Linked DNA regions of Homo sapiens: region 2 is linked to region 1. A link is a contact called in ENCODE Hi-C data. All regions are on one chromosome and are shown on one strand. Each heading gives the region's core, a stretch centred on a gene start or an enhancer-like site at or near the end of the contact. The rest is flanking DNA. Distances are from core to core; before and after follow the strand shown.

The links. Hi-C counts contacts between places; a loop is a spot of excess contacts on that map. Pooled maps may share reads with other maps.
Region 2: a loop to region 1 is called in a map of natural killer cell, with 4 times the contacts of the local background. The contact joins the promoter of NCR1 here to the promoter of KIR2DL4 in region 1. A Hi-C loop is called at or near these places in 1 of 168 maps with a recorded cell type or tissue (natural killer cell) and 1 of 50 pooled maps.

The regions. Positions count from the first base shown.
Region 1 is chr19:54,799,770-54,805,862 of GRCh38, reverse strand. KIR2DL4 (killer cell immunoglobulin like receptor, two Ig domains and long cytoplasmic tail 4) reads right to left here and starts at 2,253. Exons shown (of 7, transcript NM_001080770.2): 1 at 2,172-2,253; 2 at 1,937-1,972; 3 at 786-1,070. The coding sequence starts at 2,211.
Region 2 is chr19:54,904,754-54,910,846 of GRCh38, reverse strand. It overlaps NCR1 (natural cytotoxicity triggering receptor 1), which reads right to left and starts at 4,699. Exons shown (of 7, transcript NM_004829.7): 1 at 4,626-4,699; 2 at 4,513-4,548; 3 at 4,040-4,324; 4 at 1,324-1,602; 5 at 782-829. The coding sequence starts at 4,659.

The DNA of each region.
Region 1 (6,093 bases), core at 1,004-3,503:
TATGGCCTAGTGCTCTCTCTCTCTCTCTCACCCTCCACCCCCAACTCTTCCTGTCGATCCCTCCCTATGTGGTTCCAGCCTGGTGGTGGCATCAGCAGTGCACCCTTGCTGATCTCAGGGTAGCCAACCTTCTTGTTTGGTTTTTTAACTTGTCCTTCACCTGGGTTCCTGTGTTGGTTTCCTGTTGTTGCTGGAGAAAATTATCACAAACATGGCGGCAGGAGAGAACACACTGACCCCTTCCACTTCTGGAGACAGAAATCAGACCCTGTTCTTCCTGGGCTACAATCAAGGCATCTGCAGGGCTGCATTCCCTCTGGAGACTCGGGAGAATCAGTTCCATTGATTTCTCCAGCCCCTTCGTGGCTCGTGGTCTTCCTCCACCTTCAAAGCCCACAGTGGCTGGTGGAGTATCCCACGATGCTGCTCTAATCCCCATTCTCCTCTTCCTTCTCCACTCATATGGACCCTTGTGATTACACTGAGCCCAGTGGGAGAGTCCAGGCCATCTCCCCATCTCAAGGTCAACTCATCAACAACCTGAGCTCCATCTTCCCCTTCAGTCCCCTGCCCTATAACATAGTCACAGGCTCCAAGGATTACAATGTGGCCATCGATGGGGACAGTTATTCTTTCCAACACAGCACCCATTCCCCTGTATTCAATCCCCCTTTACCCCAAATATAGTTGGGGCCTGGATGATCGGACTCTGGTGGACACCCCCACCAGAAGCTCTGGGACTCAGGAGGTGGGACAAGGAGAAGCCCAGACAGGAGCCCTCTGACCTGTGACCATGATCACCAGGGGGTTGCTGGGTGCCGACCACTCAGTGGGGGAGTGCGGGTGAAAACCTCGACATCTGTAGGTCCCTGCGTGTGCTGGGGTCACAGGGCTAATGAGGAAACTGTTCCAGAATATTCTGTTGTAGAGCTCAGGGACAGGGACCCCATCTTTCTTGTACAGCGTGAAGATGTTAAACCCACGACGATAGTGACACCGAAGAGTCACGTGTCCTCCTTGAGGCACCACAGCGCTGGGCCAGGCAGAGCAGAAGGGCTTGTCCTGACCACCTTGGGGAGAAGGAGATGCCGCCTCAGAGAGGAGTATGTTGAGCTGCCCCTCCCTCCCTGTGCTCAGAAGATTCTCCCCATTTCTTCTTTCTAAGGCTCCTACCACACCTGGGTGCCTGGGGCTACAGGAAGGACCCATCCCGCATAGACGTGGCGTCTCCCTACAACAAAAGTGTCAGTTGAGAACTGAGCAGGTGCTGAGTAAGGGACTCTTACTAGATTTTAATACTGCAAGATTAGTTACACCAAAGAACACAAAGTAGACATGGGGTGGAGGGTATGACCTTTGTGAATGGAATATTAGCTAATGCCTGAACCACAATAAACAACTGAGCTCCATCAGAGGATTTGGAATGGCAGGGTCGTGGCTGTGGTTCCCCCACCTCTTCTGGCAGAATGACAGCAGCCACACTGCAGCCCCTACCGTCATGGAAACGCTGGAGGGTGTGAGTTACCCTCTTGTCCTCAGAGGACCTGCTGTTCCTAACACTGCTACCCTTCCCTCCTCTGTCGGTGACACCACATCCCCCCACACACCCCAGCTTTGAGCACCTCAGTATCCCGCCTGGGCCACACAGAGCTCAACTCAGCCATGGGGAAGAAAGGCTGGGGAGGGCTAAGACAAAACAGAGGGCTGAGCATACCAGGATCTCCTCTTACTAGTTCATGAGAGACTCCCAGGATCTCCTCTTACTAGTTCATGAGAGACTCCCAGGATCTCCTCTTACTAGTTCATGAGAGACTCCCCCCAGGCCTTCCCATGGTCAGCCCATCAGCCCACCCTCTGTGCTGCCTCCCTCCCATTTCTGGAAAATTCACTTGTATTGGGGTGAAGATGGCAACCCATCATTTGGGGAAGGACTCACCCACGTGTGCCCACACACTCTGGTCCAAGAAGAACCCTGCAAAGAAAGATCATGATGAACTATTCATCTCGGCAGCAACCTACCCTTTCCTCCTGAGCCACTGGGCGCCACGCTGGACTGAAAATTAACTCATCCTCACCACTCACTTGCTTCAGAACATGGCTCTCTGCTGGGGAGACACCCAATCTGCAGGCCCATAGTGTAACCCTGGTGCTCCTTCCCTTCCAGGACTCACCAAGACATGCCAGGATGATGACCGTGGGTGACATGGACATGGTGCAGCTTCTGCTGCCAGGACGCAGTGACTCGGCTCGACTGACCGGTGCAGAGGATGTGGTGAGGGGCCCGGATCGTGCAGTTGACACATTGACCACAACATGTGAAGGGGACATAGGTAGGCTTCTTCTACGTCATATGAGGTTCAAGTGGTGAATCAGTCAAGGGAGGAATGAGGGTTTCTGAAAACTGCAGACTAGACTTGTCACTTCACATCATGCGCAACGGCCAGGCTCAAAACACATCTCAGACTCACTTACCCCTGCACGGGACGATTGAATTCTGCACTCACATGAGGAAATTTGATGTATTTTTTTTTGTTTCTACCTGAGATTCAAACTCTCCTTGATATGTAATATGCAAAATACCTAATAGGTTTTATTAACACTATAGAGCAATCGTATTAAATAAATCATCATAATTTTCCATGGTTGTATTTTTCCTGTTAAGCCAGAAACAGATAAAATGATTTAAATCCCAGTAGAAAAGACTATATAGTTATTTCGCATCATAGAATTCCACCTTATTAGCAAAAACACAATATGTCAATTGAAGGTCTGGTCGTGTTATCTAGAATTTGTCTTATGACACAAGAGTCCAAATTCACAGTTCCCTGTCTCCCTTTTTGTCTCTCTGTAACGTGTGCTTTTTTTCTCCCTGTGTTGTTTGTGTGTCTTTCTTTCTCTCTCTCATTTGAGGAAAAAATATCAGACTGATAACATCCTCCAACTTGATACTGGAATATTGCAATAACTGAAGGTTGAAATCTACACATTTAATGTGCTGTCATTCTTACAAATGTCTCTTATTTACACCTATCTTTCTGGAGTTTGTAAGAACTTTTTCACTATGCATTTTAAATTTGTAAAACTCATAATTTTTAAAAAGGGATGGGTCTCACTGTTTGCCCAGGGTGGCCTTTACTCATTCTATAAGGCTGGCATCACCCTGATACTAAAGACAGAAAAGAACATTAAACAAAAGAAAACTACATGCCAATATTCCTGATGAACATAGAGGCAAAAATCCACAAAAAATACTAAGAACTGAATCCCGCAGCATATCAAAAAGTGAATCCACCATGATCAAGTCAACTTTATTCTTAGGGTGCAAGGTTGGTTGAACATACACAATCAATACATGTGATTCATCACCTAAACAAAACTAAAAACAAAAACCACATGATCTTCTCAACACACATGTAGAACATACTTTTTACTAAGCATTTCTTCATGTTAAAAGCCCTCAACAAGCTAAGCATTGAAGAAACATAACTCAATATAATAAGAGCCGCCTGTGACAAACCCACAACCAACATCATACTGAATGAGTAAAAGCTGGAAGAAGTTCCCTTCATAAGTGAAACAAGACAAGAATGCCCACTCTCACCATCCTATTCAACATAGTACTTGAAGTCCTAGACAGAGCCATCAGGAAAGAGAAAGAATTATAAGGCATCCAAGTAAGAAGAGAGTAGCAGAGAGAGGTAGTCAAATTACCTCTGTTTGAAGATGAGATAATTTCTATACCTAGAAACCCCATAGTCTCTGCCCAAAGGCTCCTACATCTGAGAAACAAACTTCAGCACAGTTTAAGGGCAGAAAGTCAATGTACAGGCTGGGTGTGGTGTCTCAGCCTGAAATCTAGCACTTTGGGAGGGCGAAGCGGGTGGATCACCTGAGGTCTGGAGTTCGAGACCAGCCTGGCCAACATGGCGAAACCCTGTCTCTACTAGAAACACAAATATAGCCGGACGGGGTGGTACGCAACTGTAGTCCCAGCTGCTTGGGAGGCTGAGTCAGGAGAACCGCTTGAACCTGGGAGGCAGAGGTTGCAGTGAGCGGAGATCACGCCATTGCACCTCAGCTTGGGCAACAACAGTGAAACTGCATCTCAAAAAAAAAACCAAAACAAATTTAATTAATGAGGAAAAGGGTATTTGTGGTGTCCATCATGATGTTTTCATATAGGTACACATTGTGGAATGGATGAAACAACCTCTTTATCATATTTATTTTTTCACATACTTGTATGTTTTGTGTGTGTGGTGAGAACATGTAAAATCTAATCTCTTAGTAATGTTCAATACACCATATGTTGCTATTAACTGGAGTCACCAAGACATACAATAGATCTCTTGAACCGATTTCTTCTAACTGAAATTTTGCATCCTTTGACCAACATCTCTTCAATCTCTCTCCATCCCAGGTTCTTTCGACGACCATTTTACTGTTCCTCTAGGTTCCACTTCTTACACTCCACACATGAGATCATGTGGCATTTGTCTTTCTGTGCCTGGATTGTTTCCCTTAACATAATGTCCTCTAAGTTTTTTCACATTGTCACAAATGAGAGGACTTCCTTCTTTGTTGTAAAGGTTGTATAGTACTTCATTACGTTCCTATCGTATACCACGTTTTCTTTGTCCATGCACCCATAGATGGGCAGTAAGGGTGATTCCACATCTTGGCTGTTATGAATAATGCGGCTGTAAACATGGGAATGCAGATATCTCTTCAACATACTGATTCCACTTCCTTTGGATACATGCGCAGTAGTTGGATTGCAGACACATATGGGAATTCTATGTTTAATTTTTTCAGGAACTTCCAGACTGTTTTCCATAATGGTTGTGCTAATTTACATTCCCATCAACTGCATACAAATGTTCCCTTTTCTCCACATCCTCGTTAACCCTTGTTATTTTTTATGTTTTTGATAATGGTCTTTTTTTTTTTTTTTTTTTTGAGACTCAGTCTTGCTCTGTCACCCAGGCTGGAGTGCAGTGGCACAATCTCGGTGTACTGCAACCTCTGCCTCCTGGGTTCAAGCGATTCCCCTGCCTCAGTCTCCAGAGTAGCTGGGACTACAAGTGTGCGCCACCAAACTCTGCTAATTTTTGTATTTTTAGTAGGGATGGGGTTTCACCATATTGGCCAGGCTGGTTTCGAACTGCTGACCTCAGGTAATCTCCCTGCCTCGGCCTCCCAAAGTGCCTGAATTACAGGCATGAGCCACCATGCCCAGACTGTTAATGGTCATTCTAAGAGGTGTGAGGTGATATCTCATTCTAGTTTTAATTTTTATTTAGCTGATGTTTAGTAATGCTAATCATTTTTTCATATACCTTTTGGTGATTTGTCTTATTCTTAGAAATGTTTATTCAGATACTTTGCCCATTTTTTTAAGTTGGGTTATTTGATTTCTTACCATTGAGTTGTTTGAGTTTCTTATATATTTTGGATATTAATTCCTTATTAGATGTATGGGTGCAAATATATTCTCCCATTCCATAGGTTGTCTTTCCACTTGTTGAGTTTTTTTTTTCTTTGCAGAAACTTTCAATTTGATATAATGTTATTTGTCTACTTTTGCTTTTGTTGCCTGGGCCTTTGGGTTAATATCCAAAATGGTTTTGCCCAAGCCAGTGGAGTTTTCCCTTGATTTCTTTTAGTAGTTTTTTTTTTTTTTTTAAGATGGAGTCTCACTGTGTTGCCCCGGCTGGAGTGCAGTGGTGCGATCTCGGCTCACTGCAACCTCTACCTCCTGGGTTCAAGTGATTCTCCTGTCTCAACCTCCCGAGTAGCTGAGATTACAGGCACCCACAACCACACCCAGCTGTTTTTGTATTTTTAGTAGAGGCGGGATTTCACCATGTTGGCCATGCTGGTCTTGGAATCCTGACCTTAGGTGATCTGCCCACCTTGGCCTCCCAAATTGCTGGGATTATAGTCTTTCATCTTACATTTAAGTCATTAATCTATCTTGAGTTGACTTTGTATGTTTTGTGAGGCAAATGTCCACTTCCATTCTTCTGCATGTGGACATGCAGTCTCCCAATCCCATTTATTAAAGAGACTGTTCCTTCTCCATTGTGTGTT
Region 2 (6,093 bases), core at 3,450-5,949, 100 kb before region 1:
CTTTCTCTGTGAGGTCCATCTGGACAAACCTATTTAATATTGCTAGCTGCCATTTCAATCACTGTAAGTCTGTTCTACTTTGTCTTTTCCTTCCATAGCATCATTCCCTCCTGTGTGCTATCCTGACGTTGACCGATGGTGTGTCTCCTCCTGCTAGAATCTAAGTGCTGCACAGTCAAGATATCTGCCTGGCTGACTGTTACAGTGTAGTTCACTGTGTATACTATGCACTTGATGAATATATATATATAATAGTTTTGTTTTTGTTTTTCTGTGAGATGGAGTCTCGCTGTGTCGTGCAGTGGAGTGGAATGCAGTGGCGCGATCTCAGCTCACTGCAACCTCTGCATCCCAGGTTCAACAATTCTCCTGCCTCAGCCTCCTGAGTAGCTGGGATTACAGGCGAGCACCACCAGGCCCGGCTAATTTTTGTATTTTTAGTAGAGATGGGGTTTCACCATGTTGGTCAGGCTGGTCTCGAATTCCTGACCTTGTGATCCAACCACCTTGGCCTCCCGAAGTGTTGGGATTACAGGTGTGAGCCATGATGCCCAGCCTAAGTTTTGTATTTTTAGTAGAGACAGGGTTTCGCCATGTTGGCCAGGCTGGTCTCAAACTCCTGACCTCAAATGATGCACCATCTCGGCCTCCCAAAGTGCTGGGATTACAGGCGTGAGCCACCACGCCTGGCCTCGATGAATATTTTGAATGAATGCCACGTTTTTAGTGTCACTGGGAGGCTCTGATCGCTCGTCTGAGCTTAGAAGGACCAGTTACTCACCAGGAAAGGTGGGGTCTTCAGGTGCAAGGCTGGTGTTCTCAATGTCGCCTGGAAAAGGAGATAAAGAAAAAAAAGTAAGGGTTTTTGGTTTCCTCCGGTCTTGCCATTCTTTTTTTTTTTTTTTTTTTTTTGAGATGGAGTCTTGCTCTGTCGCCCAGGTTGCAGTGCGGTGGTATGATCTCGGTTCACTACAACCCCCGCCTCCCGGGTTCAAGCGATTCTCCTGCCTCAGCCTCCTGAGTAGCTGGGACTACAGGTGTCCGCCACTGCGTCTGGCTAATTTCTGTATTTTTAGTAGAGACGGGGTTTCACCGTCTTGGCCAGGCTGGTCTCGAACTCCTGACCTTGTGATCCACCCGCCTTACCATTCCTTTCTCTGTTCCCTCCTCCTTCCTGCTTCTGGTGTTCTTCCTCACATGACCAACCAGGCACCCAGGAAGTGGACGTCCCTTGGACACCCTCCCCATCACTCTCTGGGGATCCCTCAGGGCTCCAGGTAGCACATGGCGGCGAAGGGTGTGGGGAATTGAGCATTTCCTCACCTGTGACCAGGAGCTTCACTGGCTCACTGGGGAAAGACCAGGCATGGTTGTTATAGGAGCCAAAACATCGGTATGTCCCTCTGTGGGCTGTGGTCACAGGGCCCAGGGGGAACTCCGCCTGGACCTTCCCGTATCCGCGCTGTACGTGGCTGGATCTTCCCTCCTTGAGCAGTAAGAACATGCTTGTTGCAGTGTCTAGACGGCAGTAGAAGGTCACCTTCTCTCCCGAGATCACTTCGGGTCCAGGATGAACCGAGAGGGTGGGTGTGTCATACATTTCTATGAGAGAAGGTGGGGCCACCACACCAGAAACTCAGTGATGAGCAGCCAGCTATTTTTTTTTTTCTTTCTTTAGAGATGGAGTCTCTCTCTGTCGCCCAGGCTGGAGTGCAGTGACACGATCTTGGCTCACTGCAACCTCCGCCTCCCGGGTTCAAGCGTTTCTCCTGCCTCACCCTCCCAAGTAGCTGGGACTACAGGGGCCTGCCACCATGCCTGGCAGCCAGCTTTTTTTTTTTTTTTTAATTATTATTTTGGTCAAATACACACAATAGAAGATTTACCGTCTAAAACCATTTTTAAAAATGATACAGGGTCTTGCTCTGTTTCCCAGGCTGGAGCGCCGTGGCACTATCTTTGCTTACTGAAGCCTCGACCTCCTGGGTCAGGAGTTTGAGACCAGCCTGGTCAACATGGTGAAACCCCGTCTCTACTAAAAATGCAAAAATTAGCCGGGTGTGGTGGCACATGCCTGTAATCTCAACTACTTGGGAGGCTGAGGCAGGAGAATTGAGGCTGAGGCAGAGGTTGCAGTGAGCTGAGATTGTACCACTGCACTGCAGCGAGACTGTCTCAAAAAAAAAAAAAAAAGCCCCGGCCAGCCGCCCCGTCCGGGAGGTTGGGGGGCAGCCCCCGCCCGGCCACTGCCCCGTCTGGGAGGTGGGGGGGCGCCTCTGCCCGGCCGCCCCGTCTGGGAAGTGAGGAGCCCCTCTGCCCGGCCGCCACCCCGTCTGGGAGGTGTACCCAACAGCTCATTGAGAACGGGCCATGATGACGATGGCGGTTTTGTCGAATAGAAAAAGGGGAAATGTGGGGAAAAGAAAGAGAGATCAGATTGTTACTGTGTCTGTGTAGAAAGAAGTAGACATAGGAGACTCCATTTTGTTCTGTACTAAGACAAATTCTTCTGCTTTGGGATGCTGTTAATCTATGACCTTACCCCCAACCCCGTGCTCTCTGAAACATGTGCTGTGTCCACTCAGGGTTAAATGGATTAAGGGCGGTGCAAGATGTGCTTTGTTAAACAGATGCTTGAAGGCAGCATGCTCCTTAAGAGTCATCACCACTCCCTAATCTCAAGTACCCAGGGACACAAACACTGCGGAAGGCCGCAGGGACCTCTGCCTAGGAAAGCCAGAGACCTTTGTTCACATGTTTATCTGCTGACCTTCTCTCCACTATTGTCCTATGACCCTGCCAAATCCCCCTCTCCGAGAAACACCCAAGAATGATCAATAAATACTAAAAAAATTAAAAAAAAAAGAATAAATGAGTAGCTGTGTTCCCCTGCCAGAACCTCCAAACAAGGTCCAAAGACCCTGAGCAAATGAAAAGGCACAGACAAAAAATATATATATTTCAACACAAGTATATGACACAGAATATAGAAATAACTTTTCCTAATCAATCAAAATATAAGCAACCCAATTTAAAAATAGGCAAAAGATTTAAATAGACATTTCACAAAAGAAGATATTTGAATGGACATGAAATACTGTTGTGAGCTGCATAATGACATTTTGGCCAACAATGTACCACATATATGATGGTGGTCCCATAAGATTATAATGAAACTGAAAAATTCCTATTGCCTGATGACATCATAGCCTTCCTAGCACAAAGTATTGCTCATGTGTTTTTGGTGTTGCTGGTATAAACAAACCTAATTGTATAGCACATACAATTATGTATGTATATGTAACTATGTATAATACTTGATAATAATAATAAACAACCATATTGTTAAAAAAAAAAAAAAGCTAATTTTTTTTTTTTTTTAGAAAACCACCACCTGGCTGGGTGTGATGGCTCACACCTGTAATCCCAGCACTTTGGGAGGGTGAGGCGGGCGGATCATCTGAGGTCAGGAGTTCGACACCACCCTGGCCAACATGGTGAAACCCCATCTCTACTAAAAATACAAAATGTGGCGTAGTGGTGGGTGCCTGTGATCCCAGCTACTTGGGAAGCTGAGGCTGGAGAATCACTTGAACCCAGGAGGTGGAGGTTGCAGTGACTGGAGATTGCACCACTGCACTCCAGCCTGGGTGACAAGAGCGAAACTCCGTCTCAAAACAGATAAAAAAAAAAAAAACCCACCACCTGTGATGGGTGAGGGAAGCAAAGTGTAAGCCACTGCGCCTGGCCCACAGGCATTGTTTTTGAGGACATTCCTCAGTCATACCCCTGCATACAAATATCTATCTCAGAATCTGTGTCATGGAGAAACTGACTGAGGACACATCTGCTCCTAGGACGTAGAGACACGGTCTGCAGACAACCCCTTGTAGGCAAGGATTGTGATGGGGATCACCCCTCCTTCCAGCCTCCTACCGAGACAAGCAGTGTCTGAGTGGGGCTTGGAAGAGTTCATAGATGATGCTGCATCCCGGATGCAGACTGAGATCACTCTCCAGTTAGAGAACCGGACAGTTACCTGTTACCACCAGATCCAGCAAGTTGCTGGGCTCTGACCAGAGCTCCCCAACCCGATAGATGCAGCTGTATTGCCCTGCCATGCGGGAGTTCATGTCCGGGATGTAGAATTGGACTTTGTTAATCCGCTCAGGGGGTTTTGGTCTGTCCACGGCAAAAAGGCTTCCTTCAAAGTGCAGCTGGTATTCAACAGCCCCATAATTTCCCTGGCAACAGATGGTCACTTGCTTTTCCTTTGGAACCATGAAATGGGGCTCGGCCCAGATGAACGGTTTTGGGAGAGTCTCTGGAAGGGAATCAGAGGCTGGAGTTCCAGCGGAGCCCCCTCCCCCCAACCTTAGGCTCCACCCAGCTGCTGGCCCCAAGCTCTCCTGGGAAGCCAGCACCCTGTCCCCTCACCCCAGCCGTGCTTGGGTGGAAGGAGCTTGGCCTGAATCCGGAAGAGTGACCCTGGGCTTTGAAGGAAGGACTCACGCTGCTGGGCGCTGATCCTCTGACTCAGACACAGCCCTGGAAGACGGGAGTAATGAGACCTGTTGCCTCCCAGGCACACCGTGATCCCATTCCCCTTCCACGCCAGAACTCACCGACGCAGAGCAGGGCAGGGAGTGTGGAAGACATCGCTCAGATTCTGCCGGCCTAGTGCTGAGCAGTGGGGACTGAGCCGGGCGGGCCAGGGAGATAGATACACAGGAAGTGGTGGGTGAGCACCAGCGCCCATCACCAGAGCGCTTTCACGTTGACTGCTTTCATCAGAACGTTCACAACTCCCCTCCGCCTCTGACCATGAGCTTACAGAAAGGCCGTGGTCCCTCTGACACATCTGTGGTCTAGCCAGCAACTCTGACAATTGTCTGCTCAGCCCAAAATGCATTTCTGGGTCAACTTCTCAATTCTGCAATGTGGAGGTCGTACCCAGAGCTGACTGTGGGAAGTTGTGCCCAATCATGCCCAGAGGAAACCCCCTGAGAATCGTATAAAAACATAGGGAGTTTCACAGTGAGATACTGGAACAGGAATTAAAAGAAATTACAGAATGTGTAAACAAAAACTCAGTTGTATTTAAGAAAACCCAGTTCCCCCCGAGGAAGAGAAAGAGGTGGAGTCCTTTAAACATGAACTGCCTGTTTTTCTGTCTGTGGCTAGTGAGCCTTATCTCTCCCTTTCCCAGGCATTGTGAAGACCCTGTTTCTCTTGCCGTGCGGCTGCAAGGTCACTAGACAGGATAACCTCAAGTCGTAAAACATATTTTTCTTGAAAAGTAAGGAATAATGTGATGCATGTCTCAATTGAATAACTGCCTTTGTTTCTTGCTTCTGTAATATGCTTCCCCCTGCACAGATCTCCCCCAACCCCACAAAATGCTTAAAAGGTAACCGGACTCTCTGTTCGAGCCTCAGTCTTTTTGGATGTTAATCTGACTGGGGCCGGTGCACCTAAATAATAATAATAATAATAAATCCTCCTCAACCCCTCGGTCTCTCTGATTCCTAAATTATCCCTCAACAATACCATCTCACACCAGTCAGAATGGCCATTACTGAAAAGCCAGAAATTAACAGATGCTGGTGAGATTGTGGAGCAAAGGGGACACTTATACACTGTTGGTGGGTGTAAATTAGTTCAGCCACTGTGGAAAGCAGTTTGGTTTGGAGATATTTCAGAGAACTACAAACAGAGTTACCATTCAGCCCAGCAATCCCATCGCTGGGTATATAGCCAAAGGAAAATAAATCATTCTACCAAAAAGACACATGCACTTGTATGTTCATTGCAGCAGGATTCACAATAGTGAAGACATGGAATCCACCCAGGTCCCATCAGAGGTGGACTGGATAAAGACAATGTGATATGTATACACCACAGAACGCTATACAGCCTTGAAAAATCACAAGATTATGTCCTTTGCAGCAACATGGATGCAGCTAGAGGCCATTATCCTAAGCGAGTTAACACAGAAACAGAAAACCAAATACTGGCCAGACACGGTGGCTCAGGCCTGTCATCCCAGCACTTTGGGAGGCTGAGGCAGGTGGATCACCTTAGGTCGGGAGT